Regions from separate parts of the Mus musculus genome. Here region 2 is linked to region 1. A link is a loop called in an ENCODE intact Hi-C map of the cell type or tissue named here. Cell type or tissue: heart. All regions are shown on one strand. Each heading gives the region's core, and the rest is flanking DNA. Links, peaks and the distances in the headings are about the cores only. Region 1 has its middle 42 kb from the start of 2210417A02Rik. Region 2 overlaps Gm36140 (a long non-coding RNA gene).

Region 1 (15,586 bases), core at 4,521-12,520:
TTAGAGGACCTCTGAGAGCCCTGGAAAGATGATAACTCACATGGAGGCAGGAATTTCCAAAGATGTAGCTTTGGGGGACAGGACTGTCCTCTGAGCCAAACAGCTGCCACTTTCAGGACCCTCTGCTGAACCTGCTCTCAAAAGATGACAGTTGGGCTGAAGGTCCTGAGTTCAAATCCCAGCAACCACATGATGGCTCCCAACCATCCGTAATGAGATCTGACGCTCCCTCTTCTAGTGTGTCTGAAGATAGCTACAGTGTACTTACCTATAACAATAAATAAATCTTTGGGCCAGAGGGAACGGGACTGGAGTAAGCAGAGGTCCTGAGTTCAATTCCCAGAAACCACATGATGGCTCATAACCATCTGTACAGCTACAATGTACTCATATACATTAAATAAATAAATCTTTTTTAAAAAAAATCACAGTTACTCTTGAGTCCTTATCTTCAAAAGGGACGGGGTGGGGAGGGCCATGCCATCCTCACTGAGTATCCAGACACTCCTTCTAACCAGTCCCATTTAATTCTGCCTTAATTGTGTGAGGTCTGGGGGTTTGGGGAGGGTCTAGGAGCTTTGGTTCTCAACCTTCCTAATGCTGTGAGCCTTTAGTACAGTGAGTGATTTGTGCTATCATGACCTCCCCCAACCATAAAATTATTTTTAGTGCTACTTCATAACTGTGATTTTGCTACTGTTCTGAGTTGTAATGTAAATATCTGATCTGTGACGCCCCCTCCGGGGGTTGAGACCCACAGGTTGAAAACAGATAGAGTAGAGGCTATACAGGCAGGGAAGGACTAGAGGAGTAGTCTACACACACAAGTACGGGGTCAGCCATCATCCATCCTGGGAGGGGAAGATGTTGTCATCTTCTCCAGGAAAGGGATTTTAAGCAGCACATCTTCAACACAGAGGTGTTATTTCTCCACAAATGCATTGCTGCTAAATCCCAGCAGGTACACAAGATAAACCCAGCTTCCCAGAGAGAGAATGTGCCGGAACTGGAGCAGAAGAGGGAGTTTTCTGCTAGAGACACCAAAAGGTCTGGGCGGCGTGGGTGTGTCCTCTTGGATGTGTGCCTGTGACTGTGGTGTGCTCAGGTAAGAAATTAGTCTGCCCCAGAGAGCCCGATAGAGGAAGCTGAAAGGTGCCATTACACGGAGCGGTCACATCCAAGGCACAGCCATCCACTTGGTTCTGAACAGAGGGCTTCAGGGCCACTCAATGACAGGGATCTGTGCTTCTTCCTGCTTCCAAATCTGATGTCAGTGCCATGGGGCAGGGGAGTGCTGGATAAAACAGGGCTGAAGTTAGACCCTGTTTCAACTCCCCCTCCCTCTCCCTTACCTACCCCCCAGTGGTTTCTTTGGCTTTTAATTTTAACCCACTCATTCATCTGTTGTTTTAGGGCTCATTAGAGTTACCCTGGGAGTTGAAAACAATGCCCAAAGCATTTATATTCACACCCGTTGTTTTCAGAGGCATAGGACGGATTCCACTGTACAAACCAGTTGAGAATCAGTGAGTGCAGTGTACTCACCTGCACAGCCCTGAGTCTTAGACCCACAGCCTCATGAATGCACCATCTTGGTGCATTCCTTCAATCCCAGCACTTGGGAGGCAGAGATCTCTGAGTTTCAGGACAGCCTGGTCTACAGAGTGAGTTCCAGGACAGCCAGGACTACGCAGAGAAACCTTGTCTTGAAAAAACAAAAAACAAAACAAAAAAAAAAAAAACCCAAACCAAAAAATAAATAAATAAATTAATAAAAGAAAGCCCGTTCTCCCATCAGCATGAAGTTTTGGCCTGGGAGGTCTGCAGCAGGGCTCCAAGGACCTTCCTGTGACATCTCAGAGTAGAACTTGGACAGACATGGCAAAAGGGGGAGTTGTTGCATTGTATCCCACGTTAGGCAACTGTGGGCAAACCAAGTTCTGAAGCTATTATGTGTAGGCAAGACTTGTGCCTAGGAGGACAAGAGAATGTTCTGGTTGCTGCTAACAAAAGACCGGAGAGTCATGCAGGGGTGGGCTTGGTGCCTGTGTTAGGGGAGAAAACAATCCCAGAACCTAGAGTTTTAGGCCAACGGGTCTCAAACTTCCTAATCCCCTTTAATACAGCTCCTCGTGCTGTGGTGACCACAACCATAAAATTATCTCCATTGCTACTTCATAACTAATTTTGTTACTGTTGTTAATCCTAATGTAAATATCTGTGTTTTCCAATGGCTTTAGGCAAACCCCATGGAAGGGTATTGTTCAACCCTAATATGGGGCTTGGCAGGAAGCCCCTTTGTCTTCTGAGCCTTCTGGACAGACCTGTATTTGCTTTCAAATATATGGTTTAAGTTTAGGCTAGTTTTGGGAACCACCGATCTACCTCGACCCTGCTCCTCACACATGCTCATGGTGACATAAGAGAATATCGCTGCATGCCTGCACAGCTGCCCCGCAACCATCCTGATATTTTCTGAAGACTGAGAGGTTAAGGAAAAAAAACAGCCAAATGAATGAAAGACAGATGTTCAGGTCACTACCATGAGGGGAGCAGATGCCACAGGCCACGAGGGGAGCAGATGTCCCTCCCTGGCCAAACCCTTCAGCCTGGTTGCCTGCCTTCGCTTTGCTCAACTGTGAGGCAGGTTTAATGAGACCCGAAAGCCAGCAGCTGAGTATATTGACAACTAATTAGAAGGTTGGTGGGCTTTGCAAGAGCGGAGGGAGAGTGCATTCCATGGCCACAGTTAGAGAAGAACATTGTATTATCTCAAGGGGCCTCTCAGGCTAGCCGGAGCATCCCCCTGACTATATCACCCCCTTATCCAGCATGCTGGCTGCCTGCTTCTCTGCAAAGGCTAGGTAGGCTTTTCTCTCCTTTGTGGTTCTTAAACCAAGGGCCTCATGCACTAGCCAATAACCCTACTGCTAAGGAGAGCCAGCCAGCGCTTTGCTCTGTAGCTTGAGACTGGGCCTCTCACTAAGTCACCCAGACAGACTGCCTCCAACTCCAGAGCAGCTGAGATCACAGCCCTGCACCTTCAAGCCTGAGTTTTAAAGCCAACTGACAAAGTGCCTCACAATTCTAACTTTTGTTTGCCCCTCTAGGACCTTATAGGCCTGTTGTACAAGGACTGTCCTCCAAGCCAAACTATGACCTTTAGGACTTCAGCTGGGCCTGCTTGTAGTAAGGATTCTGGAATTGTGGCTTCTTTAAAAGAACATGGAAATGTTATAATATGTTTTTGTTTTAATCCCAAGTATGGGAATATGAGGCTGCTTTGGGCTATATGGAGCAGCTGACTATGATTTGCCTAGTGCTCTAGCAGAAGCAAGATTTTGCCAGCTGCAGGTAGTATCTTCAATTGTGTGATGTTTGGAATTCTGAGAACTTTTCAGAGGGTATATAAATGCTAGAGCCCTGAGTGGTGTTGCTGGTGGTTGTTGGTGGTTCAGTTGGGTTGGTTGTGGTATGTTAGTAGTTGTGCTCAAAGAGGAAACAAAAAGAAAGACATCAGATTCAGGGATCTCTATCTCTCTCCCCTCTATCCTTCCTTCAAAAAGAAGAACCCACAAAGTAGCAAAGACCAGCCACATCTGCTCACCAAAGATTGTCACAGTTGGGCTTGTTGACCATTTACTTTCCTTGGAAGGAGGGAATGGGGAGGGTCAAGGGAGCCTTACCTGACCATCCAGCCACTTCTTCAAACCAGTTGTAAGCAAGCCTGCCCTAACTGCACAATGCCTCAGTCCTGGGGCTAGGAGGAGGCTAGAGCAGTGGTTCTTAACCTTCCTAGTGCTGCAAGCCTTTAACATAGTTCCTCATGTTGTGGTGAACCCTCCACCCCCAACTATAAAACTATTTTTGCTGTTACTTCAAAACTGTAATTTTGCTACTGTTATGAATCATAATGTAAATATCTGTGTTTTCTGCTGGTCTTAGGCGAACCCTGTGAAAAATTTTGTTTATCCCCTCAAAGGGATCATGACCCACAGGTTGAGAAGCACTGGACTAGCGTCTATAGGTAAGGAAAAATTTAGAGGAGGGTGCTCCTCCTATTCAGCCCTGGGGAAGTCATTACCCATGTTGGGTACAGACGTCCCAGTGTGGCTGCTTTAAGGCTCCCTCTGCTCCTGCCCATCTGTGCTCCTGTCCCTAATCCCTCATCCGTTGCTCTGTAAGGAAGCCCCATTATCTCACTGGTCCCCAGAGTGAACTATGATGGAATCTCCTTAGTTTGTTGTTGGGACCTTAGGACAGGGGAGGGAATTTTAGTAATAGTGCCCCCAGCAGGATATTCCCAGCTCAAAGCATCACATCTGGCCCAGAGGAGAGATAGCATCATCTCGGTTTGTTTGGTACCCAGCATCCACCCTGTCCTCCACTGCCTGGAAGCCAGGTTCTGCACGGGGTGCTTGCTGCATGTGCTCAGTAGTAATTCTTCTCATTAGCGATATCCCTCCTGTTTTCTCCCACTAAATTAGGAACAGCTATTCCATCCTAATCATATTTAATTTTACACCATTAGTATTCATGCATACTAATTCTTAGGGTCCTGTAAAATAGGCAAGATAGGCTTCATTTCCTCGTGAAGACTGAAGTAAACAGACCCTGAACTAATCAGCCACAGTCAGGAGCTAGAAAGCCTGTTGTTCGGGTTCTGACTCATCTCCTTGACTTCAGAGTACCGTCTCCTTCCCTGAAATCACACTAGTCTCCAAGATGACCGCATTTTCAGACACTGGGGGTGGGGTGGGGATGTTGGGTGCTGTAGATTATAATTTGTAATTAAACACTTAGTGGCAAAGACAGAATAAAGAGAATCAGGGACAACTTTAACATTTGACAGTTTCATTTCCATAAGTCATAAAAATACTTATAAGTCAGTGAGTTAAAATGGGGATACATTATTTTCTGAAGAGACATCCTTGATGACCCAGTCTAGATTCGGTCTGATGGCATTTCCATATTTTCTCTCTTTCCTTCCTGGTGTGAGTCTGTGTGCATGCAAGCGTGTACATGCATGTGTGTGTGCTTGTGTGTGTGCACAACTGTATGTGAGTATGTGTGTGCCAGTGTGTATGTAAGTGTGGGTGAGTATGTGTGATCTAATGTGTTGAGTGTGTGTGAGTGTGTGAACTAGTGTGTGAGTGTGTGTGTATGTGTGTGTGTGTGTCTGTCTCTAGCAGTGTTACATGAATGCTCAACTCTAAGTAGTTAGGCACCCAAATATTGCCACAATCTAGGGCTGGGCAAAGTAGCAGGTGGACAGGAACTATCTGCGTTGTGTATCTCTTGAGGCACTTGCACTACTAGATTGTGGCCCACTTCTTTAAAATAAGCCTTTTAATTGGACATAGTTTGTTTTAACAGTCTCAATGTCCCCAACATGAGTATCTACCTTACTGTAGTCAGTTATGCTGCCTGGTAACTTCTTTAACAATGGCTTTTTCCTGTGGTGTGAGAGTAAATTCTGGGAATACAGCCAGAGGCTTTTCTTAGGAACTTCAATATCTGGGGTTCTATCAACTCCTTCAGGGTTTGTTTTAAAGGCATTTGAGGAAGGATCCAGAGACCCCAGGGCAGTACGACCCCATGTGACCTGCTTTGAAGTGGAGCTTTGCATCGTACTGTGTTAAACGAGCCTGGAATCCTATTTTTACTGTCATACCCACAACATAGACTTAGATTTTAACTTAGCTTTAAGAATATATTCTTTACTCTTTCTGCCCCCTCGGCTCTTATCCCAATAAATCCTGTTTGACGAATTCAGGCCAAGGGCAGTTCTCCCCAGAGATACGAGATTCTCCTTCATCCGGATTGTGTCGTTCCAAGTCCTAGCCGGAGCCAGGTGGTCTCAGCCAAGCCTGGAGCAGCCTGATGCCAGGCCCACGCAGCCTGAATCTTTAAGCAGCCCAGCAACGCGGAGCCTGGGGGTCTGCCAAGGGTACAAGGAGAAAGTCTTTCAAAATGTCAAGCTAACGGCTCTCCCAAGGAGGATGGAGGCGTTGAGAATGGACAGAGGACCAGAAAGAGGTGTTGGTAGAAACTTGGGCTCAAGTCTCTCCACTCCCTCAGTGCAGGAGATTGCATCTTCAGAGAGGAACGGGATACTTGAGCATCTTAGAATGACGCTCGGTGCCCGAGCCGGCCCACTTCTGCTCTGCACAGATGCCTCTGGAAAGAGGTGTCTCCTGGGGGCACAGCTTGCCTCACAGAGATGGATGCCTTCAAAGACACAGTCTTGGAAGGCGGCAGGCGTCTGAGAGGGACAGGGCTGGCATCCGTGCCTGTCTATATTCCAAGCTTTCTCTTTAAGACATCCGCTCTGTCCTCGCCAGTCTTTCCAGAAGATTCCACTCAAACGGAGTGGTTGCTAAGCCCATTCAAAACAAATGTCCAATATTTCTTAATTAGCACAAATGAACTTGACGTACAATATTTACATGGTGCTATTTTTCGTTTACTTTCTTCTTCTTCTTTTTTTAATCAAACAAGAGTTTCATGGTGCTTCACTTTTCTTGTTATGTGCGGTTTTATATTTGAACTGCTCACTGGGCTTGGGGGACTCGGGGCTCTGGCTGCCAGATCTTGTGAGTGAAGGCAATCTGGGATTCTCCTCTTCAGCCTGTGAAGCAAGCAGTCAGGGCCAGATTAGGAGACCTTTCTAAAGGAGAAAGAAGAGGGGAGACACTGTGAACCCACAGACACGCCACAGGAAGAAGGGGAGACAGTACACAAAGGCTATGTGTGGAGATCCAGAGAATTATGGCTGATCTCAAAAGGCAAATACATAGAAAGTTCTAGAAACCTTGGCGTCCACTGCTTCCATTTAAATATTGCTTGGGGCAAGGTTTTTTTTTTTTTGTTTTGTTTTGTTCTGTTTTTTTTGTTTGTTTGTTTGTTTTGTTTTGTTTTGTTTTTCTTGTTTTCCAAAGCCCTTTGTCATAACCAGGATGAAATAAACGGGAGTATCAGGAGACAGCGATTGTGAATGCCTCTCCAGGTACCTGGGGCGGGTCTTCATTATTCTTCCTGTTTTCTTTATCATCCTGTTTCTGTCTCTTCTCTGCAAAATCCAGAGTTCTGGGGGGAGGGGGGTTGTTTGTTTTGTTTTGTTTTGTTTGGAGGCATGAAGAGAAAGAAATGGTCAAGGACCAAGGGTCAGGTGGCCTGGCGGCACAGGCCTCTCACCTTTAGTCCTTTGAAGCAGGAGGGCCACAAGTCCATGTCCATGGCATACCTGAGCAACTTAGTGAGAGTTTGTGTCAACAATTAAAAAGGAAAGGAAAGGGGCTTTGGGTGTAGCTCTGTCTGGCACACACAAGACTCTACTTTGAATTTGCAGTGCTAAATAAATAAATATTTAAAAGAGGGCGAGAGGGGGCTGGTGAGATGGCTCAGCGGTTAAGAGCACTGACTGCTCTTCCAAAGGTCCTGAGTTCAATTCCCAGCAACCACATGGTGGCTCACAACCACCCATAATGAGATCTGACGCCCTCTTCTGGTGCATCTGAAGACAGCTACAGTGTACTTATGTATAATAATAAATAACTCTTATAAAAAAGGGGTGGAGGGCTAGAGAGATGGCTCCGAAGTTAAGAGGACATACTGCCTTTGCAAAGGTCCTAAGTTCAGTTCCCTGCACCCGCATCAGGCTGCTTGCAAGCACCTGTTCTGGCTTCTATATGAATAAAAATAAATCCTCAACAAATAAAAATGAGAAATAAAAGGAAGAATGTTGTAGGGGGTGGTTCAGGAATCTGCATACAAATGCTGAAGTTCTCTTAATTGACCAATAAAGATGCTAGTAGCCAATGGTTGGGCAGAAGAGTCGAGACGTCCAGGTTCACGCAGGCAAGCTAGGAGGCGCAGGAGGAAAAAAGAAGATTCAACATGCTTAGGAGGGAGAGAGAGAGAGAGAGAGAGAGAGAGAGAGAGAGAGAGAGAGAGAGAGAGCTACCAGCCATGTGAGATGGAGTGACCATTGGCCTCTTCCCCAGCTAGGCCTGGGGGTAGCAGGCAGGAGATTACAAATGCAACTAAGCTGAGGTCAGATTTAGGGTGCTGAGCATGAAGAAGGTAACTGTGCAGCTAAGTTGAGGGCAGATTTAGAGGCTCTGAGCTGGGAGTGAAGGTTAGGGCAGGTTATCCCCAGGAGGCTTAGAAGTGTCCAGCCATTGAGCTAAAAGGCATATTAAAAATAAGTTAATGTGTGTGTGCCTGTGTAAACGTGTGTGTGTGTGTGTGTGTGTGTGTGTGTGTGTGTGTGTGTGTGTGTGCGTGTTTCATCCGCAGAGCCAAGGGAAACAGGGCAGGGACTGGTAGCACGGTCTGCCTGGAGCTTAAAGCAGGGTAGTAAAAACTTCATGCAACAGGATGTGGAAGTAAAAATGTTTCTTGAGAACAGCTTAAAGATTAAGGAAGCTGAACTTGCGCCTAGACAGCAGCCACAGTAACAGGAAATAAGCACACTGTCCACTTCCGAGGCACTTCCTATTTCCAGCTGTCACAGTGACAATGTCATTGTGTGACGCCCATTGTGTGAGGGTCACAGTTCTGTGCAGCTCAGGACCTTGGGTGCTGGATATCTTATCTTTTAAGCTTATTTATTTTTTTACTTTATGTTTATGAGTGTTTGGGCTGTATGCATGTCAGTGCATGACATACATGTCTGGTGACAGAGAAGGCTGGAAGGCGGCTTTGGATCTCCTGGAGCTGGAATTGCAGGTAGTTATGTGGGTGCTGGGAATCGAACTCAAGTCCTTTACAAGAGCAACAAGTGCTCTTAACATCTGAGCCATTTCTCTAGTTCTTTGGAGGACATTTTAGAGATAGACTATAGGAAGAACTGTCAATACAGGTTCAACATCCCAGAGGCCCTAGGCTAGTGGTTCTCAACCTGTGGGTTGTGACCCCCCCCCCCTGAGGGTTCAATGGGCCTTTTCACAGAGGTCTCTTAAAATTGTCAGAAAACACAGACGTTTACATTATAATTCATAACAGTAGCAAAATTATAGTTATGAAGTAGCAACAAAAAATAATTTTATGGTTGGAGGAGTCACCCCAACATAAGGAACTATATTAAAGGGTCACAGCATTAGGAAGGTGGAGAACCGCTGTCTTAGGCTCTGTGAGGGAGATCCTTACATTGTAAACAAAGTATCCGGGATTCACAGTTCCATGCTGGAGGCCATACAACCCCAGAGCTCTTAGGATGCTAAGGTGCCCTCTGCTGCCTCCTGTGGACTACGTGATAGGTAATGCCAGAGATTAAAAAGCTGAGTGTGCTTGTTAAGGGTGGGCTGTGGGGAGTTTGGTGGGGGTGGAGTTTCTGTTTAGGAAGATGGATGAACGCGTTCAGGGTAAGGATGGTAGGGATGGCCGTGGCTGTAGCAACAGTGTGACTACAATGACCATTTTTGCACTTAAAATGGCCCGGAAATGGCAAAGTTGAGCTCTGTATATTTCAATACGGCAAATATAAGACATGAAGAAACATTTTTGGTGCTGGTGACTTACAATGGGTTCATTAAAATAAAATACCGAGATGAAAATATTCATTTATGCTAGCCAGATATAGCAACGTATGATTCTCTCCTAAACCTTCCTTCGAATTTATTGTTTGAGAGTATAAATTTAGGGCTTGAAATAGGTGAGTCCCTTCTCTATACAGCCATTTTACTTAACATTGTATTTCCCAAACAATGGAATGTATTTTTAAACACAATCCAGTGCCCACGTCGTTGTTGAGGTATAATTCATTTCACCCTTTTCTAATTCAGATATGTGGGTTTTCCCTGACGTTCTGTGTGGTAGATACCATACAAGTGTGAATGTTACCATTCTGAGCTTTGCCAGGTTCTGCCTGCTTCCGGAGTACTGGCTTCTTGGGACAGGGTCACTGGGTCAAAGGGCAGGCTGTTGATTTAAACGGCTGTTTTACTTGTTTCTTTGCGCCTGTGAGTCCGTGGTCCTCTCCTTTGTTCCTTCAGGGACTGTGTGAACTATGCACAACTGCACTGGTTGGCTGTACCATTCTCACATTCCTGCGTTTGAATAGCTCCCTGCCAGGAAGCTGTGGTTGAACTCTTGACCCATCCCTAAGGTTGAACCTAGCCATCTGCTGCTCAGAAGAGAGGCCAGACACTGTTGGGTTCTGTGTGTGTCCTGGTTCCTGGATCACACAGGAAGGCAAAGAGTTGAGAAGGAAGTGAAGCTACCCCCTGGGACACGCCCACCTGGGACACGCCCCCTCGCTTGGCTCTAGCTTTGTCCTAGCTTCTCACTATTCGGTCTCAAACACTCTGTTCAGGAGCAAGGACAATGGCCGTTGGGAATTCCTTGGAGGCTGATGAAATGGGCCAATGTAGCGTTAATGGCGCTGATCTGGGCTTCCTGCCTCATGTGAGCTAACATGTTCAGATTCACCTTCCTGCAGGAGAAACGGCAAACCTCTGACTTGGAACCAGAGCTGTCTTTTAAGAGTTTCAATGGAGGAGCTAGAGAAAGTATCCAAGGAGCTAAAGAGATCTGCAACCCTGTAGGTGTAACATTATGAACTAACCAGTACCCTGGAGCTCTTGACTCTAGCTGCATATGTATCAAAAGATGGCCTAGTTGGCCATCACTGGAAAGAGATGCCCATTGGACAGGCAAACTTTTTATGCCCCAGTACAGGGGAATGCCAGGGCCAAAAAATGGGAATGGGTGGGTAGGGGAGTGGTGGGGGAGGGTGTGGGGGACTTTTGGGATAGCATTGGAAATGTAATTAAGGAAAATACATAATAAAAAAAAAGAGTTTCAAATGTCCCTGGGGCTTTTTGCAGGATCTATTGCCCTTTATTTCATTATAGCTCTGCTGGAGAGCTCCCCTCACCACCCACTGCCAGTCCCCAGATTCCAGCTTAAATGTGACTTCAACTGACTGGTGACCGGCTCAGACAAGATCAACGTTCCTTATCTATTTTTCCCCCTTGATAGTTTTGACAACTTCTATTTATACTAATTTGCCTAATTGTTGATTCATGTATCATTTAGTGTTTTCATTCAACAACAACAACAAACAAACAAACAACATTTTAAGGGCCTCTGTGTGCCAGGGAGTGTTCTATTTGCTGGGATGCAGTGGTGAACCAAACAAATTGTGTGTACCTCCTGTGGCCACAGGAGTCCACTGGGAAATAAACAGATGTCTAGACAACCAGCAATTCACAGTCCACTCCATAGCCAAGAAACTATTGGAGTGGAGAGACATCAGGAGACCATGACATGCTGACAGTCATCTTGAAAACCAGACAGAGAGAGGGGAGCTGTCCTCAGCTAAGTGCAGAAGAATTAGGGATGCCCAAGCAGGCAACACACCTACACTCTGGAGCTGTTGGAGAAAGTGCAAGGTAGCAGCATGTGGGGGTGCTCAGAGGGGCAGTGTCTTAGCCAGGGTTTCTATTCCTGCACAAACATCAGGACCAAGAAGCAAGTTAGGGAGGAAAGGGTTTGTTCAGCTTACACTTCCATGTTGCTGTTCATCATCAAAGGAAGTCAGGACTGGAACTCAAGCAGGTCAGGAAGCAGGAGCTGATGCAGAGGCCATGGAGGGATGTTCCTTACTGGCTTGCTTCCCCTGGCTTGCTCAGCTTGCTTTCTTTTAGAACCCAAGACTATGAGCCCAGGGATGGCATCACCTACAATGGGCCCTCCACCCTTGATCACTAATTGAGAAAATGCCCCACAGCTGGATCTCATGGAGGCATTTCCTCAGGGAGGCTCCTTTCTCTGTGATAACTCTAGCCTATGTCAAGTTGACACACGAAACCAGCCAGTACAGTCAGTGTGTGGGGGGGTGTGGGGGTGGCCATGAGGAGGACAGATGGACACAGCCAGAATGTGTAGCAGGATGGTGACCCGGAGCTATGTGCATGGAGCTAGAAGGCAGAATGTGACCACAGAAGTTGGTGGTGGGGAGGCAAAAGGCATCCTGGACCTCATGTTCTAGCTGCAGCCGGATGCAGTAGATGGAGAATTAGAAAACCTGCATCCAAGTTGGGAGGCGCCTGAGCTGTACAGGAAGAGAGGAAAGCTGGGGGGATGGAGACGGTTTCTGAAAATTATTTTATTATGTTTATTTGGTGTGTGCCCATGCTGTGCACACTGGAGCACTCTGTTCACAGGTCAGAGGACAACTTGCAGGGGTCAGACTCAAGTCAGCAGCCTTGGCTGCAAGCACCTTTATCTGCTGAGCCATCTCACTGCCTTGGGGTTGTGGGATTTTGTTTGTTTGTTCTGCTTTGTGTTTTTTTTTTTTTAAGCTAAGTGAGGGTGAACTCAAAATGGGTATCTTTCTCCCTCTCTCTGTCTCTGTCTCTGTCTCTGTCTCTGTCTGTCTCTCTCTCTTTCTCTCTGTCTCTTACTGTCTCTGTCTCCCTTTTTTCCATTTGTGATCCTGACCATTTTTTAACCTGCAGGAAGTATGTTCTCTTCCTCTTGTTTATATATATATATGTGTGTGTGTGTGTGTGTGTGTGTGTGTGTGTATTAGTTGCTTATATATGCATGTTAGCATTAAACCATTGATTCAGAAAATTAACTTGGTTTAAATCCCACTTCTGTCTTCCAACATATTGCCCGTTTCTCTCCCTTCTGTGTCACTGGCAAGCTGGTGGAATGTCTCCCTTAACCTTAAATTGTTGGTAAAGCCCAGCATGCAAGAACAAGGTAATTACAGGCCATGTCTTATCTCTAAGCGTGAGTCTCCGAATTCTAGCCGACAAGCTGCATCACACCAATGTCCTCCCACTGAGACTAAATTTTTCTTCCTCTGTTTTTTCTTCTTCTCGGGATGGAGATCATGAGATCACTGTAAACGGCTTCCTAAAACCCTGTTATCTTTGTCTGGGCTGATCCCTTAATTTCAGAGTGGTTAAGTCATGGGGTTGGAAGCACACAGTAGACAGCCCTTAACACTTCAGTCCTCCACCGAGGATGGGCACAGTCTCCTCACAGTCATAATTTGAGTCCCTAGGGTGGCCGATGACATTGCCTTGGCTGGAAATCTAAGTCCATGTGACAAGGTTTCAGCCACTCCAAGAGAGAACCCTGCTGGCTCCTACTGGTTGCTGTCTGCTTTTGCTCCAAATCCGTTGAATAACCCTTTTCTTGAATGTCCAGGGTGAGATCTCTGGAGCAGATGTATTACCTTCTAGAACACAAAGATAACCCACGTGTGGTACTGGAAATGCAATGGGCTACTCTCTGGAAAAAGTCTATTAAAAACTGTGAAAGACTGAAAATAGAATGATGTTCTTTAAGGAATGGTAAAGATTTTTGGCGAAAGAAATTCTTTCAATTTCATACAGAGAGGGGTGTTGTGGGGGGAGGGGGAGAGGGGTCCTGGAAAAGGTTTTTCAGTTGCAAGTGACTTGCTTTGTTGGACAGGTCCAGGGCCCATCAGAACAGCTGCATCTGAACAGCTGGATCTGGAGTCTCTGGAAGAGTGAGAAATTTCTTCCCATCTCTCCAGTGGGCCTGACAGCTAACTCTTTCCTCAAGACAGCTTCCCAGAGCTGACTTTAATCCATAATTCCAAAAACATCTGATTAGAGGAGATGAGGTTTCCACTAGACTATTAAATAGAATTGCCAGAGTCAGCAAAACAAAATTGAAAAGTCTGCTTGGTCTACTGGTCACCGATAAAATGCAAGACAGAAACAAGGGGGGCGGGGGGTGTTATTTCGACCTGCTTCTTCAGAGGAGTCAAGTGTGCTGGAGCAGGCAGAGCCGTGTGGTAGCAGGGGTCTGTGGCAGAACACAGCATACGTTGCAGAAGGCCAGGAAGCACAGAGAGAGTTGACAGCCAGAGATAATATTCCACCTAGACTCGCTCCCCAGGGACTTAGCTCCTCCAGCCAGGTCCCACCTCTCAGGTTTTCACCGTCATCCAAAACAGCACGCCACGGATCCAGAACCAAGGGTTCAGATGCGTCCAAACCATAACAATGTCACATTAACCTTGAAATTCCTGAGTATTATAAAGATTATTTTTATAATATCGAATAAAAATATTTTTGAATTTCACAATGAACAACAAATAATTTCTTAGCAGTGTCTCATGAAATATCTGGCATGTAGAAGGAACGATTTGTTTGCCTGAATTCAAATTTTTAATTGGGCTTTTAGAAGTAGCCTGCATCAGGCTGTAGAGATAGCTTAGTGGTTAAGAGCGCTGACTGTTTTTCCAGAGGTCCTGAGTTCAATTCTCAGCAACCACATGGGAGCTCACAACCATCCGTAATGGGATCTGAAGCCCTCTTCTGGAGTGTCTGAAGATAGCTACAGTGCACTCACATACATAAAATAAATAAATAAATCTTTAAAAAATAAAATAGCCTGCATCTTACCTGGCAAACTCTATCTCTATATCAATCCAGGTGGCCCGGTGGCCAGGCAGACAGAACTCTTATCTGGCCTGAGTCACTTAGCCATAGCCTAGATCCAAGGGGTGAGGTCAGACTGACCTGACTCCAGGGACTGGGTGTTAGGAGGGGTAAAGCTCCAGGCAGCCTCAATCCTGTGCTACTTAACCTGAGAAGACAGCTCACTGCTGGGCCAGCCTGAGTGTCCAGGCGAATTATCCCATGTGGTCAAGAGACAGTAAACACCAGATGCTGGTAGATCTCGGGGTGGAGTTTAATGCCGGTCGATCATTTACAGTAAACTGCTTTTAATAAGTAGACACACACTCTGAAAGAATGGAAGGAAAGCATGGAAGATGCATAAACTAGCAGTCTAGCTATTTACCAGCGCTGTCAATATTGTGTACTGGACATAATTATATGTCCTAGGCTCAGATACATCTGGCAGTGTAGCCGGCGGGTGGATGCCAGCAACCCATTAACACACACCGTCTTGTGACCTTATGATGTCTGTGGCATCACACCAGGAATTTCCCAGAATCCCTTAAACCTTATAGGATGGAGATCACACGGATCATCAGCTGTTGACGGAAACATCAGATATGCTGTGAGTCTGCCCTAGACAGTCAGGCTGCTGTGGAGACTAAACATAAACCCAGACAGCAAGAAGGCCGAGGTGAAAGAGAACGGCATTCTTGTAAACGTGTCCTGCTTCCCCGACACCCCCTGAACACAGAGTCTTTCCGTCTGCTTCTTCTGGATCCCATGTGCATTATCAGCCTGTGGGCTCCTGTCTCCTCCACAATCCCGTTGCAAGGCACAGGGCGAATCTTAGTGTCAATGACCGAATAGCGGAATGAAGGACACACAACCCGTTCATTCCTCTGCAGCAAAATTTAATTATTCCTAGGATACAGGCTTCTTCTGACAAGACCCTCAGAGCATCTGTGTACCATGATGATGTTCTGGTGGCAGCAGGGCAACAGCAGGAGCTGCCCCTGGCTTTCTCGCAGCGTCTTCGGAAAACACGCCATTAAAGCTGATGCTATGTGTGGGCAAGAGAAACGAGCGAGCGTCAATACCCCGATTTAGGATCTCTGTATAAGGAAGCTGGATCCTCAAAGGCAGAGCCACTCTGTCAAGAGCACAGATAGAGTAGATGGAAGCTGGCT
Region 2 (15,586 bases), core at 3,870-11,869, 55 kb before region 1:
CCAGGGGCCACCTGAGAAACAGCAAAAGGCAGGACCACAAGGTGCTTGGCTGCTCAGGCCTGGTAAGGAGATCGGGATGAAGTGTCCATCATTACGGTTCTCTGTGTGCTCAAATCAAGTCTGTAAAGGAGGGCTCTACAAGTCAGCCTCCTTCACAAAGGTCGATGGGAGGTAGCTAGCTTTCCCTCTCCCTCCCCGTCGCTTCCTCTTCCTCCCCTTCCTCCATCCCTTCTCCTCCACCCCTTCTTCTTTATTCATGTCTCCTCTTCCTTGCCCTCCTCCATCCCTCCTCCTCCATCCCTTCTCCTTCCCCTCCATCCCTCCTCCCCCATCCCTTCTCCTTTCCCTCCTTCATCCCTCCTCCATGTCTCCTCCTCCATCCCTTCTCCTTACCCTCCATCCCTCCACCTCCATCCCTTCTTCTTTATTCATGTCTCCTCTTCCTTGCCCTCCTCCATCCCTTCTCCTCCATCCCTTCTCCTTCCCCTCCATTCCTCCTCCTCCATCCCTTCTCCTTCCCTTCCTTCATCCCTCTTCCATGCCTCCTCCTCTTTCCCTTCCTTTCCTCCTTCCCTCCTCTTTTTCCTCTTCCTGGTGTGTGTGCATCTGTGGTCCTCACAGAGACATAAAAGTTCTCTCTCCTTTGTCCCTTCTGTTTTCAAAATGGCCAGGATCCAGATGCAATGGCTGTGTATGAGGTGTCCCCCAAAAGGCTCTAGTGGAGAAGGCTTGGATCCCCGCTGGTGAGCCCATCATGGAGAGATGATTCAATCATGAGAACTCTGACGCCCCTCTGTGGATCAATCCACTAATGGAGTCATAGTTGGATACATTACTGGGAGGTGGGAGAAACTGTAAAAAGGCGGGGCCGGCTTGGAGCAAGTGCTCTCTAGCGGTGAATGGATCCTCTTCTCTGCCTGCTGCTTCCCTCCAGGAGTGTCTCTGCCTTGTCCTCACCCTCTCTGCCATGACGCTTTCACCTCAGGCCTAAAGCAATGGAGTCAGCCATGTGCTACAGCTTCTGGTACCGTAGGCTGAATGCATCTTTCCTCCTCCAAACTTTCTCTCAGGCATTTCCACAGCGACAGAAGACTGATCACCACAAGGTTGGTACCTAAGCCACCGTTTCAGACCATGAGAGGACCTTGGGAATGGAGCTGCCTGTGGGAAATTGTGTGCATGTGTATGTGTGTGTGTGTGTGTGTGTGCATGTGACAGTGTTTGTGTGTATGTATGAGTGTTTGTGTGAGAGTGCATGTGTATGTTTGTGTGTGTGTACATGTGACAGTGTTTGTGTGTATATGTGTGTGTGCATGTGAGAGTATATGAGTGTGTATGTGTGTGTGAGTATGTATGTGGCAGAGCATTTGTGTGAGAGTGCATGTGTATGTTTGTGTGTGTGTGTGTGTGTGTGTGAGAGAGAGAGAGGGGGGGGAGGGAGAGAGAGCCAGAAGCAAGTGTTGGACCGCCTGGTACTGGAGTTGCATGTGGTTGTGAGCCACCTAGTAAGGGTTCTGGGAATAGAACCAAGACTGCTGCAAGAGAAGCCAGTGCTCTGAACACTGAACCATGTCTCCAGCCCCCAACCCGGTTCTTCTTATCAAAGAGCTACCAAACTGTCCTTGATCCTTGTGGACATTTTCACTGTAATGAAGAAACCTTGCCTGCCACCTTAAGCCATTTGCATTCAGGGTCTTCTCTCCCTTTGACTAAACGCCATTCTAAAAGCCATAGCCTCCAACGCAGGAAGGATATGGCCACCGAAGACATGCTGTCGTCATCATTGGCTCTTGCTGCCCATGTCCCCATATCCTCACTGCCTTGACTGCCTCCCCTTAGGGTATAGAATCTATACCATAGAGCCTCAGCTCTGCAGAAGGCACAGTGGGGCACTTCACACTGGGCTTCTCATGGAACGCCCGCGTCTGCACTGTGGACAATAGTTAGTGGCGTAATGGCCTTTCCCACAGTTAACTACACAGCCCTTGTTCTTTATGCTCTGGAAGCCGTTCTCTGTGTGGTGGCCTGATTGATTCTTCAGGGTAAGTCTTGTGGCAGGAGCCCTCTGCTTCACAGAACCTGTCTATGGCATTTTTGTTGTGTGATCCCATCACCCTGATAGTGGGTAAAACTCTGATAATTTCTACCTGTGGTGATGGAGAATGCAGGCAGGTAGTTCTCACTCTGAGGCCTCTCTTGCTGCCGGCGAGGGCCAGTGTGAGGTGTCCCTCATAGTCACAAGCATTTGAACACATACTCCCCAGTCAGAGGCGCTGTTTTGAGGGGGGCGGCGGGAGGTGTGCAGTCTTCCTGGGAGAAGTACGCCATCAGAGAGCTTAAGGCTTCATGCTGTTTGCCGTTTGCTCTCTCTGCTTCATGACCACAGTTCAAGATGCGAGCTCTCAGTTCCCTGTTCCTGATGCTTGTAGCCAGGCCTCTTCACCACCACCACCATCACCACCACCACCACCACCACCACACATTTTTACCCCCCTGGATCTGAAAGTCAAAATCATCTCCCTCTCCCTCAAGTTGTCTCAGCCATGGTGCTTTATCACAGGGCTAGAAACATGGCTAATACAGCCAATTACCACCTTGTGCTTTGAGGAGCTGCACACTCTGGTCCTGAGGCAGTCTTTCCACATGTCCAGGGAGTCAGTGCCTCCAGGGTGCTGGAGGCCTTCGTTTTTCTCCAGCCGGGCCGCTGAGTGTAGGGCCCAGAGCCCAGCTTCCCTCAGAGGGAGCAAGCCAAGGGTTAGATGGAATTAGATTTGCCTTCTATATCCTCACCTCAGAAACCACAGTTCTTCTCTTCCAGCACGTTCCAGTGGTGGAGGAAATTGCAAATATCTCCCCCGCACGGGGTGTGCACGGACATGGGAGTTGTGTTTCTGTGGAACAGTGTGGGATATTGACTATGGGCTGGAATACATATTCTTCATGTAAATAGGGGGAAACTGAGCCCATGGCCTTGACCAATTGACTAAATACCCCTTGTCTTGGTTAGGGTTTTACTACTATGAACAGACACCATGACCAAGGCAAGTCTTATAAAGGACAACATTTAGTTGGGACTGGCTTACAGGTTCAGAGGTTCAGTCCATTATCAAGACGGGAGCATGGCAGCATCCAGGCAGGCATGGCGCAGGAGGAACTGAGAGTTCTACATCTTCATCTGAAGGCTGCTAGCAGAGTACTGGCTTCCAGGCAGCTAGGATGAGGGTCTTAAAACCCACGTCCACAGTGACACACCTACTCCAACAGGGCCATACTTTCTAATAGTGCCATTCACTGGGCCAAGCATATACAAACCATCACACCCTTGGTGGGTAACTCAACACCCAGAGTCCACTCTGTCTAGTATTCCTGTCTGCTACATGTGCCGTTACTAAGAGGTGACATGGATGCCACACCCATTGCCTCAGCTATCAGCAAGTGTTAATATTCCCTAGTACTCTATTGAAAAGGAGGTAATTGGCTTTGATCACATCTTACTTCTGCCCAGAGAATCTTTGAGAACCCCTTCACCCCATAACCTTCTCTCTATCATCTCAGGACTGAGAGTCTAGCCAGTGCTGTGAAGTACAGCATCTGATTGGCTGTTACTCAGTGTCACTCAGAGATGGGATCGTGATTAATCCTTCGCACACCATTTCACAGCTCTTCTGCGTTCAGCCAAGGTGTGCAGAGCGTGGAAGCAATCGTCCAGTGTTGTGGCCGCCAGCAGCTCGCAACGTGAACGGTTCGACTGAGAAGGCCGCTCGAGCTGTAAGAGAGGAATCTAGACGGGGCAAAAGAAGAAACGGAGCTAAGACAAATTCATACTGATCAAAGCTCAAATTTTATTGTTGCGACACTAGTTATGAAGGAAGGGGGAGGGGACCCGATTCCCGCCGAATAATCTCGGGTCCAGTAGAAAGGTGCACGTGTGTGGCTCCTCAGGTTCCAGCAGTGGGCGTGGCAGAACGAATGAGCAGGAAGCTCCACCCCGAGCAAGCAGGTTTCAAGCTGGGGGAGGGGAGACTACATCTCCTCCCTATTATTAACAAAATAAAAAAAAAAAAAGAAAAGGCTGGCCTGAGGGGGAAAAATTATCTATGCTCAAATAGTTCTGCCTGGAATCTAGGGCTAAAGAAAAAACTTGCTTTACTGGGATTTTTTAACCTTTTTTATGGTAAACTGTATCTGGCTTAAAACTGTCCTTTCTAGTAAACAACTAACTGAAAGGCCCGGGGCTGCAGGCTCTGACTTTAAGATGCTAATTAGTACTTGGTAGGTAACTTTTTAGTTGATCTCCGCATTTTTGGATGATAGGTGGGAAACAGGGAGAAGGAGTGACCGGCTCTTGTAGTACAAGGCCAATTGGCTTTTTTATTTGGGTGGGAGGCAGTGAAGGGCTTGCCCTTTCAATAGTACGTCTCCAATCTCTCTCCCCCCTATTAATTAAGTTAAATAAGGCAACGCTTAACTGAGGTGATCAAGACAAATTCATACTGATCAAAGCTCAAATTTTATTGTTGCGACACTAGTTATGAAGAAAGAGAGAGGGGACCCGATTCCCGCCAAATAATCTCGGGTCCAGTAAAAAGGTGCACGTGTGTGGCTCCTCAGGTTCCAGCAGTGAGCGTGGCAAAACGAATGAGCAGAAAGCTCCACCCCGAGCAAGCAGGTTTCAAGCTGGGGGAGGAGAAACTACAGTCCAGAGCACTGTAGAGATGGGTATGTGTAGGCTAAGCAAGTTCACGAGCTCGTCTAAGCCCCAGGTCCTCTGTGTGAGCAAGGGGAGGGGTGTATCTGAGCAGGGAGGGGAGGATGCCACCCCTGGAAGCCACAGGTCTGTGAATGAAAGGGGCCAGTCTGATGAAAACCTTTCCAGATCAGCTCATGGTCTCTCCCCAGTCCCCACAGCCCCCAGTTCATTCAGAGTCCTTGATGGCGCTCCACCCCCTGAGATCACTCTCTCTGTCAGCTTACGTCTGACCCTAGGGATCGGCAACCATCCTTTCTCCCTAAGACGGTTGTGCTGAGGACTTTGGCAATGAGTACCCCATTCTCTACCCAAAGGTGTTCTCTGAGTACAGATATTACTGTCACACCATTACACAATGCAGCTAAATATAGAAGTGCAGTAGAATGTCTCCTCAGCATTTGCCCGGGAGGAGAAAGTGGCCCAGTGGCTGTAGAAGATGCAGCAGGAAGGCCTGCGTTCAGCAGCATCCAGAGTTCTGATGCCCATTAAAGCAGCCCAGGAAAAAATGAAGGCTATGGTCCATGGACCAGGACCCAGTGGCCCCTCCCCAGCAGAGTGGCTTCACTCTGAGGGGCTCCTTGGTGTCAGCTCATTAACACTGGACTGCGTGATGGCGTCCTGGTGCATCCATTGTGAAAGAGCTTTTCATTACTTCCAAGAACACATTCGAGAACTTTCTCCCCACCTTCTGCTCTGCTGACCCCTAACCCACTCTTCCTAAGCAAGTCCTGGGCCTTTCTCTTAGGTGAGTGTGTCGAACCCACACCCTGTGCTCTGTTGTTGCTCTTGTGGGTAGCAATTGCCTGCCCTGAGTACAGGTGTCTCAGGTAGGGGGTTAAATGAGCAAAGTATGTCCCTCCAGAAAGGCAGTGTCTTAGTCAGGGTTTCTATTCCTGCACAAACATCATGACCAAGAAGCAAGTTGGGGAGGAAAGGGTTTATTCGGCTTACATTTCCATACTGCTGTTGATCACCAAAGGATGCAGGACTGGAACTCAAGCAGGTCAGAAAGCAGGAGCTGATGCAGAGGCCATGGAGGGATGTTCTTTACTGGCTTGCTTAGCCTGCTTTCTTATAGAACCCAAGACAACCAGCCCAGAGATGGTCCCACCCACAAGGGGCCTTGCCCCCTTGATCACTAATTGAGAAAATGCCTTACAGTTGGATCTCATGGAGGCATTTCCTCAACTGAAGCTCCTTTCTCTGTGATAACTCCAGCTGTGTCAAGTTGACACAAAACTAGCCAATACAGGCAGAGACTGATTTAATATCCACAGACTCTGACTTGGCCCTCTCCCATGATGCTCTAGTTCTCCCATGATGCTCTAGTTCTCCCATGATGCTCTAGTTCTTGTTATCGCTGTCACTCAGGGCCACGAGCCAGAATGTTCAGGCTTTGGCCCCTCTCTGCAGGGTGGGTAGGTGGGAAGGATGACCCCCGCTCCTCACTCCATATGCTGAAGGACATAAAGCAAACAAAAAAGGGTCAGAGATGATAATCTGGGAAAGCTGGGTTCCCACCAGCCCAAACCTACTCTCCTACCATGCCCCTGGTGTGAACGGCACGACCACTAGCTCTAGGGACTGGAACACAGCTTGCATTCAATTATACTTTTGTTGGAAAGAAAAATTAACAGATAAGTGAATGAGTGTGGAGACAGAGCTTTCCAATTAGGTCCGTCACACACTTACACGTCTCCCATAGGGACCCGTACTTGTCTTGACAGCATTCTTTCCTTAGTGCGTGGACAGCCCTTCCCTCTTCTCTTAGAGCACGGGTCTGCCTCTCAGCATGACCCTTGTTCATCCTGGCACTTGTGGTGGGACCCATCAGGGCTGTGCCTGTTAGAGTTTTCAGTGTCATCAGCTGCCTAGGACAGAAGCTGACAGCTTTGCAGAGTGTCTGTAAGCTCTCCAGTAAGTGGCAGGTCACATCATTGCCGTATCCTGTTGAGTCTCTGGGTTGCCATCTTGGATCCTATGAGCTGCTGTTTGGTGGGAGTGTGGGGCCAGGTTGGGTAATAGCATTAGGTGAAGGGAGTCCTGATAGACAGATGGGCACAGGCTTTCCAGTATATGACAGGAATGGCACCTCATCACAGAACCTGGTAGCAGAAGCTGCAGGAAATCAAACCGGTTTTCATTACTCTTAGAAAAAAAAACACTGACATGGTGGAAAGGTAGACCTGGAAAAGGCTGTCAGAGGGTCAGTGAGTGGGGGCTTGTCTCTGTTGATCTGGGCCTGTGCTAGCACAGACTATCACAGAAAGGGCTACAGTAGAGGATGCCTGTTCAAACCCATGGCAGGGTAAAGCAAAGAAAGAAATAGCTTACTACCACTAGACTCTACCTCTTACGGTCCTAATGCTCCCCACAGCGGGATGTGCAGGGGACCAGGCCTTCTGTTAGCAATGGGCTTTGGGGGGAAAACACTCCACATGCCAACTAGAACAGAAACTTCTCTTTACAAAGTTTAATGCATTATTTTAAAGTGCTGACTGGTAAGTGGAATCCTCGCAGGGGCAGTTAGCCTCTCTCCTGCTTCATTTGTCTCTTTTAGGCCAGCTCCTCTGTGCTTAAACAAACAAACAAACAAACAAACACATTTGCTTGTTTTTATTTAATGCGTAGGAGTGGTTTGCCTGCATTTATGTGTGTGCACCATGTGTATGCAGTGCTCAGGGTGGCCAAGAGAGGGCGATGGCTCCCTGGAACTGGAATTAACAGGTGGGACCTGAACATGGATTCCCTGCAAGTGCGGCTCTTAGCGACTGAGCCATCTCTCTAGGACCTCCCCTCCTTTTAATAATGGGAGAAAATAAACCCCCAAACCTGTATGCTATTTCCGCCGTCACTTTTTGCTAATATAGGATTTAAAAATAAGAAAGGAAGCATGATTAGCTGAGTCCCTCGGCTCCTGAACTTTACCTCCCAGAAAACTCAATTTGCTGTTAAAAATTCATAGGTAAATGAATTTCTCTAACCTCATGGCTGTTTACATCTTCAAAGCGAGCCTTCCTGTTTCTGTCTTCCTGTTACCACTGATTCTCCGTTTCTTCCAAGTGAGCTCCCCAGTCTCCAGGCAATCTCTGGGTGACCCTCCCGCAGGAAGCCATTCCTAACCAGTGTGAAGGAAGCACTTGATTTAATTAACACCATCACCGGTTCCCAATAAGGGTAAGATAAACTGAACTTACACCAGGAAAGAAGGAAATTAACGTCACACTACTGGGGCAGGGGAGGGGGACAGAGCAGGGTTCTGAATCAAGAGGCTAAGTGGCCAAACATCTTTAGTAGCCTTCCAGATAATTCTCCAAGTCCTGAGAGCAACACTTTAGTGGAGACTAAGAGCTAAGTGAGACCTGAAGGTAGGAAGTGACTGGAGGCTGAAGAGGGAGTGACGTCATGACCAGGCGGCGGGCTGGCACAGGTAGCTGCCCTGTAACTGATCCCCCGGGGCTGGTCTGGCAAACACTTCCAAGAGTTTTAGATCATGTGTTGTTTAAACCCTGTAACAGGGCCCCAGACCTTAGCACAACTGACTCCTTGGTGGAACTACAACTTAGGCTATAAAACTTGGCTCGTAGACAGCCCCACCTGCCGACACTAAAACAGGGGCCATCAAAGTCCACAGTTCCAGGAAAGCCTGTACCCTTGCTTTGGGCTCCTGATTTCCGCTTGTGGCTGACTGTTCTTGTTAACTGAAGTATGTCAGCCCAGAACATGGCTTCTGTGCTTCAATGCTCTCTCTCACCCTGAGAAAGGCTCAGGGCGACACTGGGATCCGGAACACCCTGGGGAGTTGCCAGCCGGCTAATAGAGACTTTCTATTGGCTTAAAGCCATGTCTGAGCATTATTCTCTGGTGAGCACCCCACATTACCCAGGACCTTCATTTTCTAGAATTACACTTTCGTGGGGGAAGGATCCAGGACATTTACAGTAAAATGTAAACTAAAGAGAATAAAACAGAAGCCCCTTGGCCACAATGCTTAGGGGTAGGAGTTACATGGTGGGACACCAGGTAGCCCAGGCAGGTCATGAACTTGCCATTCATCTCCCTGATTAAACCAGCAACCCCCACGCCCCACCGGTGCTGGGATTAGATTCATGCAACACTGCTCTGCTCAGGCAGGAAGTATTTCTTGCCATGAACAAAGACGGGAAACGGCTGAGGATTAGAAATTGTGGAGCTCAAGCTGTGTGCTTTGCTCTAGGAATTCTTCTCAATGTCCTTAGTCACCTTTAATGACATTTCCAGTGCCCTTCAACTCTATGAAGGAGTAGATTGAAGCCCACCTTCAGTTGCTGTAATAAATCACCACAGACTGGAAATTTTAAAACAAATGGAGACTCACTCATTTCTTAGAGTTCTGGAAGTTGGGAAACCCAAGACTCAGAGGCCACTCCTTGTGAGTGACAACATTTTGCTGTACCCCCCTATGAAGGAAGACGTAACTTGGTGAGACATGGCAAACATGCCCGCTCCAGTCCTCTTCCTAAAGCCATTGATCCCATCAAGGGGCCCCACCCTTGTGGCTTCGTCTAGTTCTAATTACTTAAAGTTTTAACCCCCAAATACCATCAACATAGGAATTTTGAGATTAAGCTTCTAACACGTGAATTTAGGATAATACATTCTAACCACAGCAGGTTCAATCCTGCCCCACAGGGTGAAAAATCTGTGGATGTCCAACACCTGGACAACACTGGGAAACCCACTGCATCTTCTCCGAAGTAAAATCTGGTAAATTCTGTCACCCCGGTGTAGCTCCTGATCCCCCAGCGGAAGACCTCTTGGTCTCCGTTCACATTGATTTTGTGCAAGTCCCGCTAAGGGGCTGCATGTCTACATAGCCTGGCTCTTTCCATGTAGAAAATAAATTCAGATTCAGGAAAGCTTACAGCGATCAAGCAGTGTACTCGACTTGGGAGGAAAGCAATTGCAGGACTCAGCCGCATATTCCGGGCAAGTGTTAGCCCAGGACGCACACCAGTGTGGAGTTTGTTTAGAACACATCAGGGCAAGAGTCTGCCATGCAATCTGCAGCTCCCTAGGAAGATGAGAATGGTGTGTCCAAGTTCACCAGCCTTTCCCATTTGACCGAGACTGGGTCCTTCCAAGACAGTCCTGACAACCCTCCCTGCTGTGGGAGCACTCACTCAATAAGCATCTCCATGGTCCTCAAACTGTGTTACGTCATCAGAGGCCAGAGGGATTGTGGGAAATCATTTAGTCCAGGTTTCCAGGCCTGGGCAGAGCAGAACTCTTGAGTTACAGGAAGCTGCAAGTTTCTCTTGCTTTGCTGTATCTCCATATATGTCCTGTTATCTGTTTTACCCCTTTATTTATTGGTTATGTTTAAATTACACCAAAACTCTGCAGTCTCTCCGTACAGCCTCTCATTCCTTTGCCCAAATTATGCAAATTACTAATAACCCCTGATCTGGTCGCGGTTGTTCTTGATTGAAAAGTAATTGGGTTGTAATATGCTAACCCTTATGCTAGTTGTCCCGGAAGATGAAGAGACCTTAAAATGCACTGGAGAGCCCTTAGGTGGGCAGGATTATGGGCTGGCAAGCTGTGGAGGGAGACAACCAGAACAGGATGGAAATGCCCACATGGCCCGTAAAAAATGTGAAGATGGTGTGTGTGTGTGTGTGTGCTTTGTTTCTTTCTTTATATTTCCTCCTTACAATTTTAAAAACAACAACCACTTCTTAGGAACAGAAAGATAGCATGCTGGGTGTGGGGGTCGGGGAGCCGGAGAAGCATTTAGGGCAGAGACAGGTGAACAAAGCTGGGAGTTTTGGAGCATCTTGCAGGAGGATTATCCCTGGGGATGCTACTCAAAGGCTAGGTAGGTATGGTCTGGTCCAGACGGACCCCTGGCAGAGACCAGGAATGTTGCTGAATCAACTTGCATGTGACAGAGAGAAGAGCAAGTCTAAACTAGACCTCAGGGACAGAAATGAGGATTTGAGAATGTGGTGGAAGGAGTCAGTGAATCACAGCACAAAAACCACAAACACCACGTCATGGCTGGTCTGCATTTCTTTGACAAAGTACATGGGATAATTAAAAAATGAAGGGAGTGCCTATCACCTGCTGTCTAAAGTCCAGGCAGCTCTCTTGTCTGGGGACAAGAGTATATGAAAATGAATCTCCTGAGGAGCCTGCACTCAAGGTCTGCAGGGACCTGCAATGGGGGAGCCCTTCACTGGGCATCCTCAGTGACAAGCAGGGCAGAGGGCTAAGGTGTCAGAAGGACTGCTAAGTGCTCTGTAGAGATGCTCCCAAGAGAGTTGTGATCTCATGTTGGTGATCTCAGGGTGAGTCTGAGACAGGGCCCTCTGTTTGGGAGCTCGCTGGGACATCGCCTGCTCGACACCTTCATCCAATCGCCTCATAGGTGAGCCCTGTGGCAAATTCTGGAATTCCCCTGAAGTGGTGAACTGGCCTTTTCTTTATACTTTGGCTGTTTCCTTTGGGTCTTGAAACCCTCCAAGAAATTATCAAAGATGGAGGATTTCCTTGGCAGACTTACTTCCCCCCCCCCCCCCTAAAAGCCACTGGATATTGTCAACAGAAGAATCCTGTAACTACCAGAGAAACCGGCACCCCTGAATACCGTCAATGGAAGGAGCCACCGGCTAGGGGATATGCTAACAATGTGAATCCAGGGAAGCCACTTCAGAGCACTCTGGTGTTAGCTCCTGTTTGCTAGGAAGCTCCTGGTCCCATTGGCAAGAGGGAACGTGCATCCGGAGTGATAGCATTAGCTGTGCCAATAGACACCTCTGAAATCCCAATCAATGGGTGGAGGTGTGGACTCTGCTTCTACTCTCAAAATTAGGGCTGAAGCCAGCAAACAAACAGACAGACAACAAACAAACAAACAAACAAAATCCTTTGGAATGATCTCAAATATCAGGCGCCGTCACAGGTACAGCTAATCCATGCTCAACATGTTTCCCAGAGGGGCGGGTTTCCAGGCTGCCTGCTAACATTAATTAGCTGTTACCTGAATGCAGGAGAGGAGGGTGTTCGCTGATCACAAGTATTTTTAATTAGTTGTAGGCACAGATGTTTTTCTACCTCCCCACCCCCCCGACTTAGACTTATTTCTTTAATCACAGGTGCTGAAGCATAAAACTTCAAGAGATGAATTTCTGTAGCTACCAGCAGTATCTTCTCCTTGCCACCTATTGGATCAGCGTAAATTTTCCCAAAAGACATGCTCCCCGAAGCCCTTGGAGTCTTGATTATAGCCTAGAAGCCCCCACGCCACCCCCTACAAAAAGCCCATGTGTTGAGGGCTTGATCTCAGGATGGCACTGTGCGGAGGGGTGGAATCTTTAGAAAGGGGCACGTGGGGGAGGGGCTTAGATCATTGAGGGTGTGTCTCTTTCTTTTGCCTCCTGGATGTGAGGCCCGAGGCTTTGCTCCACTGTTGCCAAGGCTGCAATGAGCTGCCTGGTCACGTGACAGGGCCAACCCAACCATGGGCTGGAACCCAAAGTTCCAGAACTGCGGCCCAAATAAACCTTTCTGCTTTGTCTGCTTGTTATCCACAGGCATTTGTTACAGCGATGTCCCAGCCCGCAGGGCACAGTCCTCAGTCAGTTGTTTCAATGGTGGTCTTAAGTTTTCCAACGCAACCCTGTGGGGATTACGCAAGATGCCTGCGAGGCTGAAATCTGCTTTCCTAACAGGGCTCTGTGCAACCTTTATCAGTCCGCCATTTATGTCTAGAAATGTCTGTCATCCACCTTCCTCAGGCTTGGCTCGCTTGTCTTTAAAAGACACCAGGACTGAGTGTGTTCCCAGACCCCTCCTGTTATGTGCCATCAGAGATGATTGCACACTCAAGAAGAGTCACTGAGGGATGGAGGAAGGCCACCCCACCCCTGCTTGACAAACTATCCCTGTGGTTTTTTTTTTTTTTTTTTTTTTTTTTTGGTTTTGGTTTTGGTTTTGGTTTTTCAAGACAGGGTTTCTCTGTATAGCCCTGGCTGTCCTGGAACTTACTTTGTAGACCAGGCTGGCCTCGAACTCAGAAATCCGCCTGCCTCTGCCTCCGGAGTGCTGGGATTAAAGGTGTGCGCCACCACGCCCGGCTATCCCTGTGTTCTTAGTTTCATCTTTGAGTGCTTTTATTACCTCCCTTTTCTGACTGGAAAAATCCTGTTTGTTTTTTCTTCAAGGCTCCGTTCAAATGCTATCTTCTCTCTTGAGCTTTTCCAGGCTACATTCTTGGCCACACACATGTTAGACAGACGGACACATCTGTCTGTCAGGGTCATTGTGCCTGTAAAGGGCTGGTAGAGCAGTCATTACCAAGCCATTTTGAGGTAGGTCATCTGCACCATGCAAGCCAGTGAGAGGACCCAGGACGCAGCCTGTGACATTTCTTCTTTTCTCTGGATCAGACAAACCATCTAGGAATCCGCTGGCTTTTGTCTAAAGTCGGTCATAAGATTTTCACGGGAGAGATGCTCAATATCTGGAGAGGAAGGGGTTACCCCCACCCTGAAGGCACAGGAATACAGAGAATGTAAACAGCTCTTGCTGAGTCCCTCCATATAACAGTCTACTCTTCATCAAATCTAAGTACCAAGACACAAGTTTCTCTGTTTCCTCGGGTCCTCATTTCTAAGGGTTTCCACGTCCTTTACGGCTCACCTTGTTTGCTTTCCTGTGTCAATCTGCCTTTTGTCAGAAGAACCTCAGTCATCATCTAGCTGCGGGACCATAGTGGCCTAGGTTTATGAAGGACACATCGAGGGAACTTCAACCCTGGGTATCTCAAACATGAGGGTGGCAGGACTTGGCTACCTCCCTACTCCTAATCTGGCACCATAAGGCCGGCTCCCCCACCATCAACCCTAGTAAGAATGTATTACGCTGACGGTTATCAGGCCTCACTTCTTGTTTGGCCGTACAAGGTTCCCCCTCCCTCCCATCCCCCACCCATCCCCTCCCAAGACCCTAGAGCTCCTGAGTATGTAGATGAAGCATCTTCTAACACCTATTCCCTGGCCAGTGGTACACAGCCACATAACCTTGCTCCAGAGACCCTGGCCACCTCCCCAGGGGCATAAATACCATGTTCTCCCTCCCGATAAATGAACCAGTTCACTTAAGCTGTTCCTGGGCGTGTTCATTGCCAGAGACTGAGATTCCGCACTACACTAGATACTACTACTGTGTATCTAGCTAAACTTTCCTCCTTCCAGTCCATCTCTGTGCCCAGTGGATCTGGCTACCACGGAGGGAGAAGGGGCCATGGGGCCGTACCCAGCAACCGATAAGGAAGCAGTAGTATTTTTCCCCTCGCATGCACTCGTTTTCTTAGCATCCCTGGGAGAGGAAGATGAAGGGTGGCTCAATTTCGCAAAGCCCTCCGGCTGACTCAAGAGCTCAGTGCTTTGTGAATGTGTTGCATGAACACTGCGCAAACTCTCACATCTAGTGTCACATCTGCTTTTACAAGGTGTCTGCATGAGAAGTGTTGGGGAGGTCTCACAGTCAGCCAGCCACCTACCTTCTGGATTCTAAAGAGCACTGTGAAGGTCAATTCTCAGAAGCCTACACCCTATGCGCGTCTCCTTCTGAGTGCAAATTAATATGTGTGTGCATGTGTGCTTGTGCTCTCACACACACACTGCTCTCTGAACTCTGAGCAGGGGTGTAGTAGGGAGAGCTACTGTACCTGAGGGCTGTACCGAGAGTGGAGTCATCTACCTCCATACCTGGGGGACCAGAGCAGGTAAGATGGTCTCAGGAGCCAGGCCATAATATTCCCAAATGGCAGAAACTCAAGGTGTACCCTGGATGGGTCACCCCCTTGAGAGGACCAGGGACAATAGTGAGGATATCTCAGTGGTCTGTAAGCTTGCCCAGGAGCTCTGAGCAGGGCTACAGAGGGCAGAGGGCTTTCTTCACTTCCCCAAAGCTCTAGTGTCCTATTGCTTGCAGTCCAGGACACAAGTACTCAGGGACAACCCACTCCTGTCAAGCCAGCCTTCTAAGCCTTCTTCCCCGGGGCAGGTAATTTCCATGCAGAGAACAGCTGGGAAGGAATTCCTCATTTCCTTCCCGTATTCAAGAGGCTTGGGCTTCCCCCAACAGAATTCCAACCCAGCTTTTAAATCAATGACTCCAAATGCATCTGGCCATGTAGAAAGCAAAATGAATAGACAGAGTACGCCTGTCCATCCACCATTCCTGCCGACAGGCAGGCAGCTTCTGGAGTGGGGAGGGGGCCACAGGATACCTCCCCTTGCAGCGTGCCTCCATCTCCACAGCAGGAAGGAGCAACCCAGTGGCCTTACATCTAGCTTTGAAGAGAGGAGGAGAAGCTCCACCCGCACCCTCCGGAGCTTACCAGGAAAGGAGCAAGCATCACCCTGTCTAGTACTCCTGGCCACCTGGCCACTCTTCCCAATCCCAGAATTCTTTGCAGGAGACGCAACGCTCCCTGCAAGTTAGGAAGGGCTTTTGGGAAATTCAGTGTCAGGAAGGGTAAAGGGGAGTTAACAGACAAGGCCATCAAGGACACAGAAGACCTGGGGACTGTTTTCAGCAGGGCGGCCCAGGAGTCGGGAGTAAATTACGGGTGCTGTTTTCCGTGGCCCACAAATGAACGGTGTGCCCTGTTGCTTGGTCTCTCTTAGACCGTCCCTGCTGCCCCACTGACCAGGTCCAGATAAAGAAGGCCTGGTCTCTGAGGGTCAGTGGTAGAGAGCTCACCCGTCCTGTGTGGTTCAAGCGTTTTTAAGGAGACACACACCTATTGCTGTGCCAGGGAGAGACAGAGGCTTCTGTGAAGAG

What was found. Hi-C counts contacts between places; a loop is a spot of excess contacts. Peaks named below come from ENCODE experiments on the same cell type or tissue, not always from the same donor. Only the 100,000 strongest peaks of a DNase experiment are listed, where the experiment ranks them.
Region 2: it touches region 1 in a loop (4-fold over the local background); 2 of 42 quality-filtered maps call a loop at or near these places.

What each region holds. Positions count from the first base shown.
Region 1 is chr5:148,691,948-148,707,533 of GRCm38, forward strand. No RefSeq gene overlaps it. Among named protein-coding and RNA genes, the nearest start is that of 2210417A02Rik, 42 kb to the right of the region's middle. In heart, for the core only: a CTCF peak has its summit at 9,247 (motif pointing left); a DNase peak (open chromatin) is centred at 8,464; H3K27ac peaks cover 706 bases.
Region 2 is chr5:148,637,105-148,652,690 of GRCm38, forward strand. It overlaps Gm36140 (a long non-coding RNA gene), which reads left to right. Exons shown (of 4, transcript XR_868716.2): 3 at 935-1,106; 4 at 3,661-3,761. Among named protein-coding and RNA genes, the nearest start is that of Gm36140, 11 kb to the left of the region's middle. In heart, for the core only: a CTCF peak has its summit at 7,411 (motif pointing right); DNase peaks (open chromatin) are centred at 8,467 and 8,837.